Linked DNA regions of Mus musculus: region 2 is linked to region 1. The links are chromatin loops, found by intact Hi-C in ENCODE. Cell type or tissue: heart. All regions are shown on one strand. Links, peaks and the distances in the headings refer to the core of each region. The heading gives the core; the rest is flanking DNA.

The links. Peaks named below come from ENCODE experiments on the same cell type or tissue, not always from the same donor. Only the 100,000 strongest peaks of a DNase experiment are listed, where the experiment ranks them.
Region 2: it touches region 1 in a loop (2.0-fold over the local background); 2 of 42 quality-filtered maps call a loop at or near these places.

The regions. Positions count from the first base shown.
Region 1 is chr15:41,024,653-41,035,112 of GRCm38, forward strand. All of the region lies in intron 5 of Zfpm2 (zinc finger protein, multitype 2), which reads left to right. Among named protein-coding and RNA genes, the nearest start is that of Gm46502, 140 kb to the right of the region's middle. In heart, for the core only: no CTCF peak of the experiment used is centred there; a DNase peak (open chromatin) is centred at 5,269.
Region 2 is chr15:40,359,101-40,369,560 of GRCm38, forward strand. No RefSeq gene overlaps it. Among named protein-coding and RNA genes, the nearest start is that of Gm41311, 21 kb to the left of the region's middle. In heart, for the core only: no CTCF peak of the experiment used is centred there; no DNase peak of the experiment used is centred there; H3K27ac peaks cover 508 bases.

The DNA of each region.
Region 1 (10,460 bases), core at 3,753-6,252:
GACCACATGATGACATCAGATCCTCTGAGACTGGACTGAGAGACAGGTGTGAGTCACCATGTGAGTGCTGGAAATGTCATCCCCTCAAAGAGCTGCCAGTGCTCTTAAACATGGGGCCGTCTCTCCAACACCTATGATTTTTGTACACAAAAAGCAGCAGAGTATAATAAATTTAATAGATGGTGCTAGGAATCGGAGTCATTATTTATTTAAAGGGTTTTTTCAGGAATGTTTTGTAGGATGATACCTGAAAAAGACACCAAAGTTTGAGCAGCATGATAGGTGCAGAATGAAACATGAGACCATCTGCTCAGGTTTTGGATTTCGTTATGAAACTCCAAACGCAGCTCCATTTGGGACAGGGGTAGCGTCTACACATTTTGGCTTCCTCCAAGCTCTGCCCAAGCTTTGAACCTACACTGTCTCTTATCTGTTATAGGAACTTGCAGTTGTGCACATTAAACCGGATTAACTTTGGTGAGGTCACATATATGGCTAGCAAGGACTAGTGGAGTGACGTAGTATTGTTGCAAGGATGGAGAAGTTCTGTAACTGTTATCCAGCTGGAAGCTTTGTTTTTTTAAATCAAACATTCATTTTAAGATGGGGATGAGTATGCTGTTTGCCATAGATTAAATTATACTTAACTCATGGGTCTGGAAAAATGTTTTGCCTTCCAATTATGTATCATGCCTAGTGTGGTCATTGGCAAAGTTCTGTCTCTTGCGTTCGTTGAGGAACCCCGAAGAGTAGAGCCCAGCACAGACTTCTTTGATCACTGTGCTAGGAAGCTAGGATGTGGAGAAATGCCCACTGGCTATTAATGAATATATAACTTCTACCCATATTACATTTGACAAATCAAGTCAAGCTTAATTCAAATGTGGGTTAGGAAAAGCAATTTCTTTTTAATATTCATGAAAGGGAAACAGAACCACTTTCTATGTTCAAATGGAAAGACATGCGGGGAGGAGGGGGTAACCATTTCTACTCTTCCAAAACTCTGTAGGAAATATAGTTTAAGTTCAGGACTGGAACCATGCCATAAGCTAAATCTCATAAAGCTTGAAAACACAAGGCAGGGTGCGTGTGCTCGTATGTGTGTTTGTAAGCATTGCGTTTCTATATTTGTAGTGGTTTTGAAAGAGCTCTCCAAAGCCCTTGCTTATGATACCCATAAGCATTGATGCCCACCGTCCTATGTGGATGGTCTTGTGGCTTCTTGTAACTTCTCTGTGTCCTGCTCTCTGCATCATTAAAAGGGAAGCTAGGTTGCAGTGTGCATGTACACTAGGGCCCTTCTCACCCACACCCCCAGCAGAGTGAGTGCTCTCTACATTCTAGCCCCATGATGGTGTATTTCTCTCTTTCCCTATTTCCACTCAGCTTCTCACCAGCCAACCTGAAGCTTTGTTACCATTTTGGGCTCTGACCTTTGTCCCTGTACTCTCTCTCTCTCTCTCTGTGAGCTTTGTGGGATTTTTGTTTGTTTGCTTGTTTGTTTTACCATAAACCTGTAACTTTTCAGTTGTACAAGGTAACAAAAGGCATTTTGAACAGATTTTCAAACAAACAAACAAAACAACAAGGATATTGGATGCACAAAGACCAAAGCAGTTAATGCCCCTTTCCTAAGGAATTGGTCAAATCTTTATTGTATTTTTATAGCTGTTTCCTGATTTCACTATTAAAAAACATTTATACTCTGTACTTTTGAGCTAATTTTCTGACATAGAGTACATCATTCACCCAATGACTATAACTCAGATTCATGCCTTAAATATTCTTGGATAATTAGAACTCCATTTAAGAGACTACTGTGTAGTGGTTTACCTAACGCATAGGGCAGATTGTATCCTTGTGAGGATCCTCCACAAACTAGCCGAAGTTCCCATTTCTGTGTATGCTATGTGCTCTTTCTTACTATGACATATATATACATGTATATATATATATATATATATAGAGAGAGAGAGAGAGAGAGAGAGAGGGAGGGAGGGAGGGAGACAGTTCCCATTTCCATGTATTCTGTGTGTTCTTCCTTTCTATGACATTTTAAGCTCCTCAGATAGTAAATTTGGTGAAATTCAAAATCCATGATGTGAAGTTAAAATAAATTAAATTGTAATAAATAATAATTCTATTGCTTTTTAATTATTTTACTCATCTGTGATTTAATATTTTGAGTTTGTTTGAAACCATTATGTCAGCATAGTAAATATATACATGCATACATACATATATACATACATGCATACATACATACATGCGTACACATACACATGTTGTCTATGAAGGTGTATCAGCATCACATTGCTAGATTAAATTTGGCCATGGTAATGATGTTTGTTTTATGTAAATTGGCACAAGCTACAAACTGAGTATTATTTGTTTCTTACCTAGAGAAATCAAGAGAATTGTTTAAATAATGTCAGTTAAACTTTACAATGTTCCTTATCTAGCTAGCCCACTGGGAAAAATGCAAAATTTAGAGAAAATCACATTGTGGTATTTAAAGGTCTGACCTTGTCCCATGAAGTCACTGCTCATCCCTAAGGCAAGCACTATGTTCTGATATATGTCTTTGGTGTTTCACTTTAGCCTTGCGAGGACACCAGAACAAGGGAGCAGCAGTCATATTAGAACAACAGCTGTCGGTCATCTACAACTTAGTCTGACTATGGAAACAAAAATTGCTCAAAGACCAGAAAGTGCATTCTAACTTGCTGTGCTGAGAGACAGCTATATGTTTTATTATTTGGTTTGTATTATGTACTACATGTGATTTCTACAAATATATTAGGAAGCCTTTATATGTGTGTCTATATACTCTCATTCATACATGTTTTTAGGGGGTCAAATAGTAAACATTTTATTAGGCTGTCATTGAAACTAAAGTTTATATATTTTAATGGTTTTGTTTAGTGATAAATAGCCACAGAGTGATAGAGCTAAATCCCAGTCTACATCTAACTTATTCAGTTACAATTTTTTTTGTATTGTCAAAATGTGGTTTTCAGACAATCTGCTCCAGACTCCTCTGCTGAGAGGAGGCCTGTAGATTTCTCAGACCTTGATCCAGACCTCCTGATTCAGAAGTTCTGGGGTTTGGGCCAAGAAGCCTACAATTTCCTATTCAGTCCACCTGAGCTATATGTAGCCTCTAATATAATATGTATTAATAAATTATAAATATAATATTATTGTCTTTTCTCTCAAAGACAGAATGGCTAAATTCTCAAGTAGTTTTTCATAATCTGAAACCATGTCCATTTGGAGGTCAGGGAAAAGGGACGCTAGCAGGCAAAATGACTTCTCTTGGTTTGACTTGTAAGAAGTAACTTGTAGCATGTATTCATCTGTTTATGTGACTTTCATTAACATGCATATATGTGAAGAAATATATACGCCCATTGTGTTATACATGATATGTTAGTGTATGTGACTCATATACTACATGTGATAATACTGGGTCAGGTATGTTAATAACGAAGCAGTGCCCCGCAGAGCCCCTCTAACACACTTTCCATGATTTACAGGAAGTCTTCTAAACCTTGTGTGAGATCATGTGTTCCTATTATCAAGAATTTCCCAGAAGGGATGTATTCTCTAAGATCCCTTGATTTAGTCAAATCTGGACGCCCAAAGAAAACATGTAGCTGCCTTGTGTGCTTTTTCACAAGTCTAAAAGAGTCGGAGTGACTTCCTGAGGTTTGCAGTCTCATCCCCTCTCACCGTGTATCAACTCCCTAAGAGTTTTAAAGAATGCAGCACAACAGGGGAGTCACTTAAGGCAGCAAATTCATCTCCACCAATGCTGAGCCTCCTGTGACAATGGATTAATCATCAAAGTCGATTACTCTGTCACATTCTCCAAGGGTGAAATCACACATCTCACCACTGGTGTGTGGAGCAGGCATTGCCTTCATCTTCCTGGCACAGATACAAACTGTGAGCAACTTTTATGCGCTGCAGACTTGGAAGTGCTGATACATTTAAAAGAGAGCTGCCTTTCCAGCATCACCTGCCCTGTGGCTGCTGAAAAATTATACTCCGTGCATGTCTCTCAATATTCCCCACTGATAGGTCAGCAGCTATTACAAAACTGCCCTGATAAGAATCTGCTGGGAGCGTCAAGGATCGAATTAACCCAAATGGAACCACTGAGTCAGAGGAAAGCAAAGAGATGAAGCCGAATGGCTAACAGCTCTTTCTTTTCAGAGTGTTTATATCACAGCCTCCCTTCGTGACAAAAAAATCAAACTCTTAGTCTTTTGTATAAGATTGTGCTCGTCATCCCTGGGCTCAGTCACTTCCATGTTCTCTGATAAGAGCTGCGTTGTCATTGCGTCTAATACTCGTCTTACATTATCTGCGTTCCCCTCCCCTGTTTCCATTTATTTCAACTCCACTAATAGGTTACTCAGTCCTTTACATTAGAAACCATGACAGTGTTTTCCATAGTCTCCATCATACTCACCTTGGGGTGGATATTTTACCAATTCTTGTCAGATAGCTGTTAAATTACGTGGAATGGTGTTCCTAGACTTCGGTGGTGGTTAGGGTTTTGTTTCATTTGTTTGTTTGTTTTCTTTTCTTCTTTTGAGACATGTTACTAAAACGATCTACAGTCTTGCACAGTAGGAAAGGAGGATGGCTTTGAACTTGAGATTCTCCTGCCTCTACTCCTGAACACGAGGTCTGATGGTTCTTTAGATTGGAGTCAAAGCTTCCTGCGTGATGAGTAACGGCTGATCCCCAGAGAAATATTGATTGAATTATTGAGTATTCATTACAGAAAAAAATGTCCATGATTAATACACGAAATCAGAGTATGAGTGAGTGTATTAGCAACACACCTTGAGCTTTGTTTGTTTGGATTTTATTTTCTTTCATGCTTACACAACATAGTCCTTCGGTCTCAGTGCAGCATAAATGAGTTGTAGTTGATTGCATAGGCTCCGAAATGGTCAGTTCTACCTCATACCGTGGGTAGAAGGGAGCTATATTGGACTGTGAGCTCCTAGACTCCTGATTATATACTTACTGTGGAGCCTGACTTTGGACTATAGACAGTAGCATACTGTATAAACATGAATAAACTATACAACTTAATTTTATTATCTGTAGAATAATATCAGCAGGGTCTGAAAACTTAGTCACCAAATATGTGAGATCATAATTAGTCATAGTAATCCTGGCAAAAACATTGGGCCTCAATAAATATGTTGTTCCCTGATTGTAGGTTGGCGCCACCTGGTGGTCGCTGCTCAGCCTCGCTCATGCCTCTAACGGGGTTGAGGGTGTTGGGGCTAAGGAGGAGACAGCTAGAGTCCAGGAGACAATTTGAGTAATCTTTGGTTAGTTGATACCAGGATTTTCTGCCTGATGGAGAAAGATTAGTCCTGAAGAAGAATCCTCACATTTCATGAGAACATGAGAGCTTTACTGTATATCCATTTTCAAGCTGTAGGAAGATGAAAAATGAAGCCATTCACCCATCTGATGGTAGCTGTGTTTATCTAACCATCTGGCACATTGTTCAAAGACATGATTGTACTCTGAAGGCTTGTACTAAAAAGCACAAGTGAAATTATGACTTTCAAAAGGCTTTCTGTAAGTTCAAAGCATTGATGGAAGAAACATAAACAAACAAGTAACGTACAGTTCTCATTTTTCTAGAGGAAATTGTTCAGTGTTAATCATAAATGTAATATAATTTTGTACCTTTTCACTTTATACATATATATTTCCATTGTATTGGGTCCTTGCCTTGATTCTGTCTTCACAAATGTCTTTTCAAAATGGAAACTGCCTTAGTTCAATCTTTGCAATCCTCCTGTTTATTTCCTCACAGTCATACCTCATTGTACTATAAGTTTGTATCCCCTGTCTCGCACATGATTTTTGTCTTCACTTGACAAGACCCAGTTAGTTGTCAAGAACTGATGTATTAAAGATGATCCGTTGATAAAAGTCAGATTCTAGCCAACACCCAGGATCTACTGCTGTGAAATATACTACTCCCATGTCACTCCCATTGCCTAAACTATATGTGTCCCCAAACCACTCTTGTAAGATTGGTTTTTTAGCACCTGTGATGTTCAAGTATACATTGTCTTCAAATCTGTAACAATCTCCCTGATATCAGTTGCAAAGCTTACATATTTACCCAAACACAATTTAACTGACAACTGAGTTGAAGGCAAAGGTAGTAATGTCTGACTTAGCTTTGCCTTCAGCTTAGTCGTCAGTTAAATTGTGAAGTTAGTAATTGAGATGTTTCAAGGTGATAATGTGGTACGTTCATTCTGTGATAGTTGGAAGCATTGGTGGTTCTACACTAGTTCTTTGATATAAATTTGACCACAGCAGTGCACCCCTTCCATGACAAGTCAAACAAAAGGCATAACCATAAATAACTCAAGCTTTTGTAGAGAGGTCCTAAAATGCTCAGTATCATGAATTCTGGATTAGACACGTTTGGGGTAGTTTTTTCACTCCTTTGTTGATTAGCTTTTTGCTTTAGATATATTAATCAACTTTGTAAACCTCAGTTTACACCTATATAATATTGGGATTATAATAACAGAATCTTACAATTTTTGGAGAATGACTTAACATTGTACATAGAAGCATTAATCACCAGTGTTCAATAAAAAAGTAAAACCTATCGCACATTAGTAATTGTCACTGTGCTCTTTAGCAACACTGTTACTATTGTTTGTCTTTACTTGATTCACTGTAAAAGAAACTGATGCTAGATTCAATCAAAGGCAACAGGCTTGGATAGCATCATGGCTAGCAGGGATCTCTGGGCCAATAGGCCCTGTGATTAATATTTTATGACAGATTCTAATCTTGAATTAATTTCAACAGCCTTGATAGATCAACATGAGAAGAGAGTTATTTCATTAGCTAATTTGCATCTAAGAATAATGTGTGCCAAGTCTACATGATTTCCTTTTGACGTCGCAGGAAGCTGGACAGTTTACAAGGACACATTTAAATTATGGAAAATATGTTGACTTTTTTTAAAATGTGAGGTCCTTTAGCAATCTGATATTAGACTGAACTTTGGTAACCAGCACCCTAGAGATGTGTCCAAGGACAGAAAAGCCGAGGCGTCAGCTCTTTCCTGAACACCTTCCTTTCATCATACTCTCTCGGTGCCCTTCACAATGAATGCCCTTCACATATATATCATAGGACTTAGACCGAAGATTCCCCTAGATGAGTGTTGATGTGGGATAAATCTTTTGCTGTTGAAAAGCTTAGTCACAGATGTAAAAGGTTTTAATTATTATTAGTTACTAGGGTTTGTTGCTATTTTTATCATTAATTCTCTAGTGATTTACTACTCTCAATTCCTAATAACTATGTGTCTGCATTATATTTTCATAAACCTTGGAGTTGCAGAGTTGGCTCTGTCATTGCATGAATCCAGCTATGTGCTACATTCCCTAATTCCAATGAACAACTTTACTCTTGTGCCAGCAATCCATACTTCCACCAAAGGATGTAACCTCATTTTTGACCTCAACTCAGCACCTCAACTCATACCCCCAAGCAACCATCTCTCTCCTCAATGGAGGTGCCACTCTAGATAGGCACCTCCATAGATAGATAGATAGATAGATAGATAGATAGATAGATAGATAGATAGATAGATAGATAGAGATGATATAGCTATATACAGATACAGATATTTGTTATGATTGTCTTAGCTTTCTATAATATGTAAGTACCTCAAACCCAAAGTCTTTTCTCATTCCACGTCTCTATAATGCCCATGTAGTATGTTATTAAGGTCAGATCACTTTTTTTCTGAAAACAAAAATGTTCATTATATCAATTTAAACAGTATTTAAATATTGCATGAAGAAACATGTTAAATATTGAAATGAATTCTCATTGTTATGATTTTCTTGTATTCATGCTCTATGCTTTGGTGCCTGCTAGTTTTACACTCTATGAGTTTTTTTTTTTTTCAAAAATAAAATGCAACGTAGGTAAAATAGGACATCCCTTATGCTCATCTTCTATTCACAAATACTGAATTAATGGCTAGATTAAATTGATTTCAAATAATTTGGGTGAAATTCATTGTTGTTTCTGTTGCCATCTCACATAAAACGTACCAAATCCAGCTCTGAGAGTCGATTTTTTGTGCAAAATTCTCTTTTTTGCACTACCCAGTGTGGTAGGCACTTGCTACTTAGGACTGTTGAGGACTGCAAAGCCCCTGGACTGAATTGAGGCATGCTAACAGTTTAAATCTATAGCTGATCTCAGATACCTAGACCTGGATAGATAGATAAATAAACAAATTTTATTTGATCCACATTGAGTTAAATAAAATATACTATTAAAGAAAATTACAACTGTCTCTCTTATTACTTAGATATGGCTGTTATAAAATTTAAAGTCATGTTTATTGCCATCTTTATACTTCTAATAGACAACCCTGATTTAGATATACCTCGTGATCTCACAGAATAGAGGCTCACCTTTCATTCCTATACTTTTTACACTGTCCTCTCTCTTTTCCCCGCTTGCTGTTGCTTTAAACTTTTTCTTTTCTTCCATTTTTAGGTCAATTTGAGCCCAATGTCTTCTAAATATTAGCCAACCCTTCTCTCATGAAGGTAATATTTTTTAATCCTTATATATAAATTTTTCCTAGATTAGGTCCAGTGTCTCTTTCTGGTGGGTCACAATAGGTTCATCGGTTCATTACTAATCTGATTTTAATCACTCTCACGTCCTTCTTGGACTCAGTATATTCTTAAATCAGGTGGCTTTTCTCCCTTTGTAATCCATCATCATTTCTTTCTTTAAAAATGTATTTTTGACTTGTTTTTCTCAGGGAGAACTTTCAAGTCTGTATCTACATAGCTGATTGGATTTTCTACAGTGTCAATTCTTTTCCCCAGCTTCAAAGGTATAATCTGCTTTTACAGCGAGTTTCTTTAGCTGCATTCTCTCATTCTTTCCCAGTGATGTTTGTACATCAAACTGATATTTCTTGTGGCTTTTTCCCCTGTGTCACTCATTTCTGTTCCTTCTTATCTTCTAATGATAGCAAGTTATAAAAGGAGAGAGAGAGAGAGAGAGAGAGAGAGAGAGAGAGAGAGAGAGAGAGAGAGAGAACTTATACGAGCATTGCAAAACACTTTCAAATGCTTACTTTTCTTTACTGTCAAATGATGGATTTATTGACCTCTCTACTAGATTTACCCAGAGTGTTTAAATTCACGTACTCTTGAATAAGATACAGAAGTATCCAGTATTGACTTTTATCCAGAGATCAAGACAATAACTCTTTACCAGCTGGAATATGGTAGGAAAGAAGTGGGTGTTAGTAGTCAACAGTCACACTAGTATCCTAGTCATAAATTGGGATACCTTGTCACCCTCCTTCATCATCATGCCCCGTCACATGGCAATAGGAGATTTCTTTTTCATATCAAAACAGCAAAGTAGGAGGAATGGCCAAGAACTGCCTTCCTGTTGTCTTATAGAGTGACGGGAATTACATGTGTTGTGCTCAGAGGCCCTTTTTTCCCACAAACAAGGCTTCCTCTCTAAGCTTCATCCTCCAGACTTTGGAGTGCAAAGGAACAAGGCACTAAGTAAAGCTCACTGTAACTACCCTGCCCAATGTTGTGTTCTGCTAGCTTTCTTTAGAGTTTTAACGTAATTTGGATCTGTGATCCTCCAGAGGCAAAGGTTTTTACTGGCAGAGCTTGAGAACTGCACTGTGGGCATATAAAAAAGTATTTATCACCTCAAGATATAGAATTCTGGAAGAAACCTCACAAAAATAATAAAATCACTTAAATTTATATATGCAAATTTCTTCTATCTCTTGTTTAACTTGTCATCAATTATTTAGCACAATTTTTATTGGCCTTTTAGCTCAGGAAATTCTAGCAGTGGAATAACCTACCTTAATTGTTAGAACATTTGGTAATGTTTTTGTTTCTATGTAATTATTCTAACAAGCAATATTTTACAAGTTTGCATTGTCTTAGCTGATCAAGTGTCACTATGACCTTTTGTTGTAAATGTCTATGATGTATTTAAAATTGAAAAGTTCTTCCTAGAAAAGAAAGGGGAAGCTATGAGAATTCTGATGTAATTAAATTAATGACAAGTGGTAAATTCTATTTGTTTGCTGTGTAGAGGGGTGATCAACAAGAAGAGTTAATATCAGGGATTGTCTGGACTTCCCTCAGTTCTGCATAGGACCTCCCTCTCACAGTTGCGACTGGTCACTAAACAAGCAGCCAATGCTTTGTTTGTTTGTGCCTCAACAAGGTCCAAAGACTACATTAAGATTAAATCCTGGTCATAACTGAGTTTATTAAGCAGCTCCCTTGGCTAGAAAGGATATACTCAAAATGAGCAAACTTATCAGGTCCTGAGTATCCAATGGATAGATTTGGTAAATGCAT
Region 2 (10,460 bases), core at 4,651-7,150, 660 kb before region 1:
ATTCCACCGTCAGCAAAGGCAAAAGTTCACGTGGCTCAACAGAAAATCTTTGAAAAGTAGAAACCCTAACAATTTAATAAGAAATGAGCGTGCTGGAGAAGTGAAACGCAACATTGACACTTAGCAATTCAGCCACAGAGACTCACTGTCATGATGACATAGGGCATCCGCAGAAACGGACAGAGGCAAGCCCAACTCAGCTAGAGGTGGAAGGGAGGCAAGGTGTGGAATTTTGTCATGTCGGCTGAGTGCAATGTGCATTTGAAAACACTGATACAACCCCAAGGGCTCGTAAGTCTCTGAAACACAAGGAGAAAACCCATATAACGTCATCTATAAGTGCTGCCATAGATACCTACCCACACTAATAAAATGCTTTCTATAATATTTTCATACTATATTTACCACAAGGATGAGTGGTTCCAAGATGGACATGATAGAACAAGGATAATCTAGAGACCCAAGTCATGTGAGCTAACAAACTGTAAAGAAAAATTTTTACAGGGGTAAAGCATCAAGTGTATTAAATAGCAAGGCCTGGAAGGGCAAAGAGCATCACAGTTGTAGGATTGGTTGGAAATGAGGATGAGAGGCGTATGAAATACAGAAAGGTCATTGACCTGATTTAAGAAGGGAAATAGTGGGAGTCTTTAACATTTACTGTTTAGTAAAATACTGTCAAATGCTTATTGACTTTTAGGAACACTAACCATAGGGATTTGTGAGAACTATGTAGAAATGTAGTGATAATGGAACCAACTTGGGGTCATTGCTAGCCGCACATTCCCTTCCTAAATGAGGCCTATGGAGTGATGGGCAGGAAAGCTGAAGTTGAAGTGTATCTTTGGTTTCAGAAGAGATTTATTGGACAGAATAATTTAAGAAATGTTGGGTCAGATAGAAAATGTAAGCTGCATTAATTTATCCAAGATAGGCTTTTATCTCACATTAATGGTTGAAATTTTAAAATTTAATCTATAGTAGTCTTGTACTGTATTTCAGTTTAACCAACAGGACAATTTTTCCCCCTGGAATTAAAGATAATGCAATAGTGCCTTATCCTGTGCACTAGGGAGAGATGAACTCTTAGTTGGTCAACTCTTGGATTCTATGGCCTGTTGTGACATATTGCCTTTCTGTGGCTTAGTCCTTTTCAGTCTCATAGAGTCTGGAGAGAGCAGATCAGGTGCTCCTGGTAAAGCTTTCGATGTTCAATGATCCAGAACTGTGTGGTGTCTCTGTGGTACATACCTTGGGAAGTAAACACTAGCATTTAGTGCTGTTATGGCTGTTGACTATGATAGCAGACAGCAGAGCATCCATTGTTCATGTTTCTCTTTCCTGGGAATTGTTTATTGCCTTCTCCAGTTCCTCCCTGTAGCTGATGATGAAGGTAGACCTCCAGATGGCATGGTTTGAATTGATCCATTTTTTCCCCTAATTGCTAGGGGGGAGTGTTGGTTCTCTAAGTTCACAATTGTTGCTGCTTCTGTAGAACAAACTGTCCTCAGCGGAAGGAAACCAAAGGAAACATACCGGGGATCATGAGCCTGACTTTCAGAGGTAGTGCAGAACGAAATGACTGACTTACAGGAGAGGCAAATGTTTAACCTTGACCTCAGAGTGGGACCTATTACACACAATGATTCCCTTTTACAAAGCTTTCTATGGTCTGAGGCTGAAGCTAGGCCATGTGTCTGTCTAGATCCCCGTGTTTCCTGTTCTACCTCTCTCTTCCTCTCCCCTGTGATGACATCCTCTGAATCCACTTCGCACAGGTATTTCTCTCTGCATCTCTGTCTCTAGGGAATTGGGGATAAAGTACCCAGTCTTTCCTTTTATATAATGTCCTCTTATTCATCTCTTTTTCCACCTCTCATCATGAAAAATAATAATATTACCTTCAGCAAAATAGAATTCTAGACCAATCCTGTCTATAGGATTTCCTTAAAGGAAATTTCAAACGTTGACATTGAAGTTAGCTTTTGGCTCAATTATTGCTTTCTGGTTGGGTTTTAAGAGTTACCTGAGAGGTTTATTGAAATTCATATTTATGAGATTATTTTGGATTTGCAGAGCCTAGGTAGTGAGACTCTAAAGTCAGTATCTTGTCAGCTCTTAGATGCCTCCCTATGGGTAGAATGGGAAACACTTGGGATGGGATATGGCCACACTGAAGGCAAAGTTCCAGGTTTGATGTATTTGAAGGCTACTGAACAGAGCATTAAAATATAAACATAGAAATATAAAAACATACACACAATTTTTCCAAGTCCAAGAATTCTATTCCAGTCATATCTCTTGAAAAAGCACAGCCAACATTTCCTCACTCTTGCCTTTTAAACATTGTTCAGGTTCAAGGTCAACTCGACTTTGAGAAAGAAAGTACATCACGGGGCTACTGAGCAGCGACTTCAAATGCCAATTTAATGCAAGAGCTCTTCATCCTGGCACACTAGAAGTTGGTTACTTATTTGTTTGTCTGACACTGTGACTTTTGCGACAAAGAGACAAGATACAACCGGAACGGAATAGCTGTGGTAGACAGTATCTCACCAGCAAAAAAAAAATGGAATAAAAAGAATTCCTCTGTTCTGGCAGTAGACATCTTCAATGCTGTCACCTAATGGGTGCTGACATTGACCTAAGTAACTGTGAAGATACTGAATTGGGATATGATACGATTTGTTTTCTGAAGACAAACGTCAGAAAGATCTAGGTGCTCTCAGCAAGACTTTCGCAGTCTGAGTCTTTCTCATTCTTTTGTGGCTCTTAGAAAAAGAGAAACACCAAGAAAAGATATTTTTTATAGGGAAAACGTTGCTTGCCTTCATCTAACATTTGGTTGAATCTGATCGTAATTCCCTTGCTGCTCCTCTTGCAGGCCAGTCACAAAGCTTTGACTTTAAGCCACACTCATAGCAAGCGATTCCATATGGGCTTTTGCTGAGCAGTAGCTGTTGTTGGCTTCTGTGTGCCAGTTAGAGATGGCTTTGAGGTAAGTCAGTATCGTACGAAGGGAAGAAAATTAAACTGATTTAGGCACCAGTAACTGCTAGCAAGCAATGTACAGTGCTGTGGCCATTATGTCCCCTATAGAAACAGGCGCTCAAACCAAGTTGTTCTCTCCGGGAGAAATCAAACCTTGCATCTGGGCTCTCCAGCCTCCAAAATTCACATCTCAGAAGGATGTGGGATTGTCAGCATGAGAAGGTGAAGCGGGCCAGGAATAATTTCCAGAGCTCTGCTTCCAGCTCCGTGATACCTTTCCACCTGGGTAAGCCATCTGAGCTGGGCACAATGACCCTGCCATCTGCTGTATCCCTCTGGGTAGCAGCCTGCCTTTTGCATACGCTTTTCGCTGGAGGAGATCTGTTGGCAGCTCTGGGGACCTTCTGAACTCACCTGAGAAGGCTCTGTGGACTCTGTAGAAGAGCATGTTTTAAGAACAAGATGAAAGGGGAAGGGAAATGAAATTAGAAAAGGAAAGTGCTTTCTGCTTTCCCTTGAGCAAGACCCTTTCTATTACCAACTGTCTTTCAGGAGGCAAATACAAAAAGTTGGATTCACAACACTGTTAAAACACAAGTAATGTGCAAGTGCTATAGTTAAAGAAAGTGCCACTCCCCTTCTCCCAGTGACAATGTTTAGGTCACTGTTAAGTCAGACCAAAGCTGAGAAATCAATACATAGGTATTTAATTGCCTCTATAAGAGAGCACATCGTTTGGAATACTGCTTAGTATAACACTTTATGTGTAAAATACATTTGTGTGCATGTGCATCCAACTTCACATATAGGCATACTCATATTTTATGTATGCACATATGCTTCTGTGTCTGTACAGTATGCCTACATGTCTAAATGTCAGTGCTTTGTGGCTATACATGTGAATGTGCATGCACATAGACATTTGTACTTATGTGCCTGTATAAGAATATGGATGTGAACAAGGGCAGGTGAACATGGGCTTTTTTTACTTAATAGTCATAAACAAGTTGTTATCCAAGGCCCAGGATTTTTCCTGACCACTGCACACATGGGAAGTACAAACATTCTATTGGCTTTAAAGGAGATATGTATCCCATATCTGATTTCTCTCTGGAACTCTGTTTACTTGAGAGTTCAAACTTTGTGCCTGTCATTCACAGATCCAAATTACCTTTCCAGTTGATCTCCTTCCCTCCCACATTCACCCTCCAAAGCACAGGGATTATTCACTCTCCTTGTGCACGCCACGCTTCTGTGACTTTCCTTCTTTTCCACCCTTTACCTACGTTACTTTTAATATGAGCGAAATGCTAGTGGCTTTAACAAATACATTTCAAAACGCCAATAGAAAAAAGTTTCTGTATTCTTTGTAGTCAGCAATCCTTTAGGTATCCTTGTCAGCAGGAAGAATGGGAAGTTAGGGCAGAGATTACCGCTTCTTTATGCCAAAGATCTCCTATCATTTTCATTCCATCCACTGTGAAAAACAGCAAGACGAACATGGGGGCTGGGAAATATTGTGTCTGGTAAGGCAACAAGTGAAGATAGCTCAGGGTCTAAAAGCGCTTACTGCCAAGCCTGACAACTGGAGCTCTGTCCCTGGAACCCAAGTGATAGAAGCTGTTCTCTGGCTTCCAAATGTACGCTGTGATATAAGCATCTGCGTGTGTATGGGCACACACACACACACACACACACACACACACACACACACACTTACATGCATGCACACACGCATGCAGCTACTCCTTTGTTGGCCACCATAGTTTCTTTAGTGGAATAAGCCTGGAGTGAGAAACTAGGCTGTTCCAACATAGAACCAAAGGCACAAAGTGGCTACTGATCATCTCTCCCGCTGCAAGCTCTGTGTGGGTACATTGCACTTATTTTTTAACAAGTATCAAGCAGAGAGCCCAGCGTAGGGGAAGAGGGTATGCACCTTCTCTATTTGTTGAATAATAAACTGGTGAATTAATAAACCAACCAAACTGATTGGCTGAGGAAGTGATCACTTGTCTCTAGATAGTATAAAACATGTTTTTCTCTCTTTTCCTGTCTTAACTGATGTGAGATCTTCCGTTTGTCCTATTGCTGAGCAGACAGAATGATCATTTTGGTTTAGTGGTTTGTAATGTTGGCTTATGTGCACTGGGAAGTTCCCCAAACTTTTCTGAGCATTCCAATTCTCTTTGTCTTCTAAGGATGTGGGGACAGTTTCCTGCTTCCTCCCACCCCCTTGACTTCATGACTCACACAATCTATATTTATTCGTCATCCACAAGGAATCTAACAGGCACTTAGGATTTCAGGGATGGCAACAGTTCATGAAACACCCCAGAGAATGACAGGTTTATTAAACTAATGCCTCAACTGTACTTTCAGAATGATATGGGCTGAGAGAGTTCTTTCCTAGTAACCTCCACAGCAGGCAGCTTCAAGCTCACAGAGTGCTTACATGCCTATGATCTCATTTGGCTTTCTCACTAACCCATTTGGTGATGGAAACTTAGGAATTTATCAGCTCATCTAGGATCAGAAAATCATGAACACTGTTTTGCAGTTGGTCCCTCTGAGTGAGCCCATTATCATATTTGTCTTTACTGTAAACTGTGATTATGATTCTGCTGGGACTTGAATGATTATTCCTCTATCACCCTTTTTGTTTCCTTTTTCTTTTTCTTTTGCCTGTGGTGAAACTCATGCAGAGGGATTCAACTGCTACAAGAATTCTTTATTAGACATCTATGAAGCATATTTTATATTCTGCTCTAAGTGGCAGGGCACCACACTCTAAGCAGCACAGTCATGATCCTTGTCCCCTTTGGGCTCATTGTCCCATGGAAGATAATGGATGGGATTCAGAAAACAAAAATCCAGATTCTGCTTTTATTGTTGTAAGGTGGCAGCAGCATACCCCATTCCAATGGAAAAGGAGCCTATAGGAAGTCATCTATCTGGGATTTTTGACCATGGGACAAGACCTAGAATCTATGGTACTATCATTTCAACTGTTAAACAATTTGTTTCAAAGTTTTTGTACATTGGAAAAGGTGTGATGGTACTGATGGCAGTGTTGGTGGGCAGGCATTTACCCTACAAGGCCAATGTATTTTAGAAGCTACATTCACAACTCAAATTCAGATAGAAGATCCTGTTCATAGAAGAAATGAGCCATCAGCTCTGGGAGCATATAATGAAAGCATTTATTTTATTTTTTTCCATTTTTTATTAGGTATTTAGCTCATTTACATTTCCAATGCTATACCAAAAGTCCCCCATACCCACCCACACCCACTCCCCTACCCACCCACTCCCCCTTTTTGGCCTTGGCGTTCCTCTGTACTGGGGCATATAAAGTTTGCGTGTCCAATGGGCCTCTCTTTCCAGTGATGGCCAACTAGGCCATCTTTTGATACATATGCAGCTAGAGTCAAGAGCTCCGGGGTACTGGTTAGTTCATAATGTTGTTCCACTTATAGGGTTGCAGATCCTTTTAGCTCCTTGGGTACTTTCTAAGCATTTATTTACTAATTAATGGAAGTTCTATTTAAAGTATTTTACAGATATTAACTTACTTTATCCTTTCAACAATTCTGTGTGGTAATTGCTATTACTGAGTACATTTTATGGAAAGAATCCAAAGCACATAAAGGCTAGGCAGTTTCCTCAAAGACCTCTGGCTCTGGGTGTGTACTAACCCTTGCATTGTTTGGAAGATGACTCAAGTGATTCTGAAATATTGGGCAGTCCTGTGACAAAGTGTTATGCAAAGTATTCCTTAGTATGTTGCACCTGCTGAATGGAGGAGATTGGGGGCTCTTCCTTACAGGTTTGCTTTAAACAGTACATGAAATCATGCCTCATGTACTGCATAGCACTCCTAATGAGAACATCACCTAATGAGGTTCAGTGCCACATGATTGTATACGTAAAGATGTAGTACACGTGGTTGCTATAGGCACTCAATAAATTGAACTGTTATTAATGTAGAGATCATGATTAGCAATAAGTTGAGACTTGGTGGTGAGTTAATCAAGCAAAATAAAGAGGCGGCAAAGAGTGCTCTGAAGGAGGGCGCTTTGAAGGCAGGAAGGCAAAGTAAAGCATGATATATCTACTTTGTGCTGCATGCTTCTGTCTTGATTTAGGGTCTCATTCTGTTAGATCAGACCGAACCAAAACTTAAAATGAAGAACAGGGTAGTCTCAAATTAGTGCTGATCCTCTTGCCTCAGACTTCATCTGGGTGCTGGGATTATAGAAATGCGTAACTACACCAAGCATATTATTACATCTAAATATCTCAGATAAAGGTTGTGACATTCTGTAGCTTATCATTTCTTTTCCCAGGAAATCTGATGTTATCACCTCTGCTACTAGGTTGTATGATGCCTGATGGTAAAGCCAGGGCAATTCTTAGATCTAGAATTTCCAGGGAGTAGATATAAGTTTAGTTTACCCTTTATGGATGGTGTGATGACATCACATGATCGTGTTGACATTCTCACCAGCAGGCAGAGAAACAACACTTATTCATTGCAGTAGCACAGTTGTCAGTGGCTGGCAGGGCTGCATTCCCATATGTACAGTGTGGCCACACAAGGATCATGATGAGAGATGCAACTCTTAACTATGCTCATGGCCTTGTTAGACTTATTGAAAAACAACCCAACATTTTTTTTTAAATTTAAACTGGCAATTTGACCACTCCTGTTTTTTAAATTTTCTATATGAACTTCAATAAATGACAGAAAGATATAAATACAAAGCAGAAGAGATCATGAGAGTATCTGAGAGAAGGTAAGCCACATCCAGAAGGAGTTGAAAATCAGCTAAGTAAATGGTAAGAGACTAAGTTGAGAAGAAAAGGTTGAGGGTTGAGAGTTATGTGTTTGTAGAAATGGTATAAAAGCCAACATGGGACGATGTATAACTCCCTCTATGTCCTTCTGGGAGTCAAGCATTGGAGGTAGTCTGTGTTTTTGAAGGTTGGAACAGAGAAATGAGTTCAGTGCTGGCTTGCTTACAGCTTTAAATCAAATGATAACACTCTTTATATTTCCTCCTTCATTCAAGCCTAAGACTAGAAATTTAGTTTCTGGGAATGTTGCCCCAGAGGATGTAGAATCTGTGCCATTACACAGAGCAGAGGGAGGGTAGGTGTCACATAAACACAGAGGGATTAAGTGAGGGCTTCATGCTGAAAAAGAAACCTCAGACGCTTTCTCCCTGCTCACCCCTACAGCACTAGCAGCAGCCCCTTTTCAGACAAGAGAGAAAAGAGTTTTTCTTCAAGCAAAGGAGCCACTCAAGAGAAAAAGGACCCAGGACTTGTGAGGGTTTCTACAAGCCTGGCAGTCAGCAGAAATAACTTCTCAACTCAGAGTCTTTTCCTGAAGCTCATTATTGAACAAGTTCTACCCATGTGCACAGATGACTTCAACAAGTTTTTAAATCCTTACTAAAAAAAGAAAAGGACCAAGAGATAAAGCTGTAATGCAGAAGACAGCAAAACAAGCAAAGGAAGTTAGGAAGGAAGGAGACAGGTAATAAGGAGATTGGATTAATGCTGCAGACATTTCAGAGATGCTGTATTTGGCATTCTGAGGAGAGGCAAGAGGGCGTTGGCCATATTCATGGAGCCGTATTCAGAAAATGAGCCCTTAGCATTTATTCTTTAAAGTGCAAGCAGATATTAAAAGTCCAATGTCAAGATGAATGATATAATTGAGAAGATATTTTAGAAGAAAATAAAAAAAATGAAAATTCAAAATCAAAAAAATACAGGAGAGTGTAGGTGAGCCATAAAATTATTCTAGAAGTTCATATCAATTTTTTCATTTTTCTTTTTTTTTTAAAAAATGAGAAGATAGAAAGAATAGGAGAAGATAGATGATATGGAGGGGAGGGAGGAGTAATAAAGAAGGAGTGAAAACAAGAGAGAAAAGTTACCACAGCTATATGAAGAAAATGATAAGAGAGAAAATAAACTATTAAAGATAGAGGAAAAGAACATTCTTGGGCTGGAGAAATGGCTGAGCCATTAAAGGCTAGGCTCACAACCAAAAATAAAAGAACATTCTTAATTGTCAAAGAATAATGATATCCAATTAAAATATTTATTTTTCTTTTTGTAGATGTGTTTGTTTTCATGTGTTTCTGTGTACCACTTGCATACCTGCTACCTTTGGAGGCCAAAGGGCAGGACATCAGATCCCTAGGGACTGGAGTTGAATATGATTGTGAGCTCTCATGTGAGTGGTTGGAGTTGAAGTTGGAACCTCTTGATGAGCAGCCAGTGCTCTTAACCACTGAACCATTGATCTAGCCTTGGCTAGTAACATCTATATCTACCAGCCTTGCCAAGTCTTTACCAGCCTGTAGAGGGGGGTTATGGAAGTATAACATGCCCAAACAGTATTCTATAAAATTCAAAGAAGCAGAGTTAAAGAGAAAAATTCTAAGATGAGAGATATGGAGAGCTAGAGACACATAGAGAAAAATATACAAATGACTAGATCATGAGGTCACAAAGAAGGAGGAGATATAGAAATAGCTTCAGTCTTTTGAGGGTCAAGCTCCAAGCCCTGTGACAATGAGACGGTACAATCAAAATCCCAAGGAAAAAGGATTCTCGGTGTAGATAGCCATCCTCACCAAAGCTGCCAATCACAGAATTTAAGAAAGCCCAGCCAAGTGAAGTTCCAGAATCTTAGTCCTTAGTACTGTTTTTTGGAAGCATCCCAGAAAGACAACTGAAGAATTCTTATGGTCAGCACTGCAGAGTGTCCTGCAGGATCTTGGGATGGATCAGGCTGGAGGAGCTTCAAGGTCAACTGAGCACAGAAAGCATTGTAAAGAAGCCAGTTTGCATTCATCACTGTCGAAGAACAAATGGATTGCACATAGGAAAAAGAAGAGTCTGCCATAGCGGCTGTGAACAGGACGAGCTGAGCTGAGGGCTAACTTGTAAATCCTTGGAAGAAAAAAAGCATAACATACATGCCTAGCTGCTCTTCTCCTCAGCTGACCTACTTTTCTGTCACCAAGAACACTCGAGTGCTAACCAGATGATTTGGAGAAAGCATCCTTTATTCTAATCTTGAATAAGTTAAGAGGGCTCTTCAGGTCTTTGTGATTTCATTTTATGGATGGTTGTTAAGGATCCAGAGTCAGAACTCTGCTTTTGGACACAGATGGTTGAGCTTGCTTGTATAGGCACAAACTGGAGTGAAACCCAGTACTATGCAGAACCTATACTTTTACATAATGGAATATTCAAGGATACAGCTAACTAAAGGACTGATTGTAAAATTTTGCATCTTTTGTGGAACTACAGGACTCATGCATAAGCCCTGTTCACACCACTATGCATCTCAGCTGTACCCTCTAACCAGGAACTCTAGAACTTCCCATGCATCAAATTTAAATTTCTTCCCAGAGCCAAGCCTAGAAATTTTTCTCATTAGT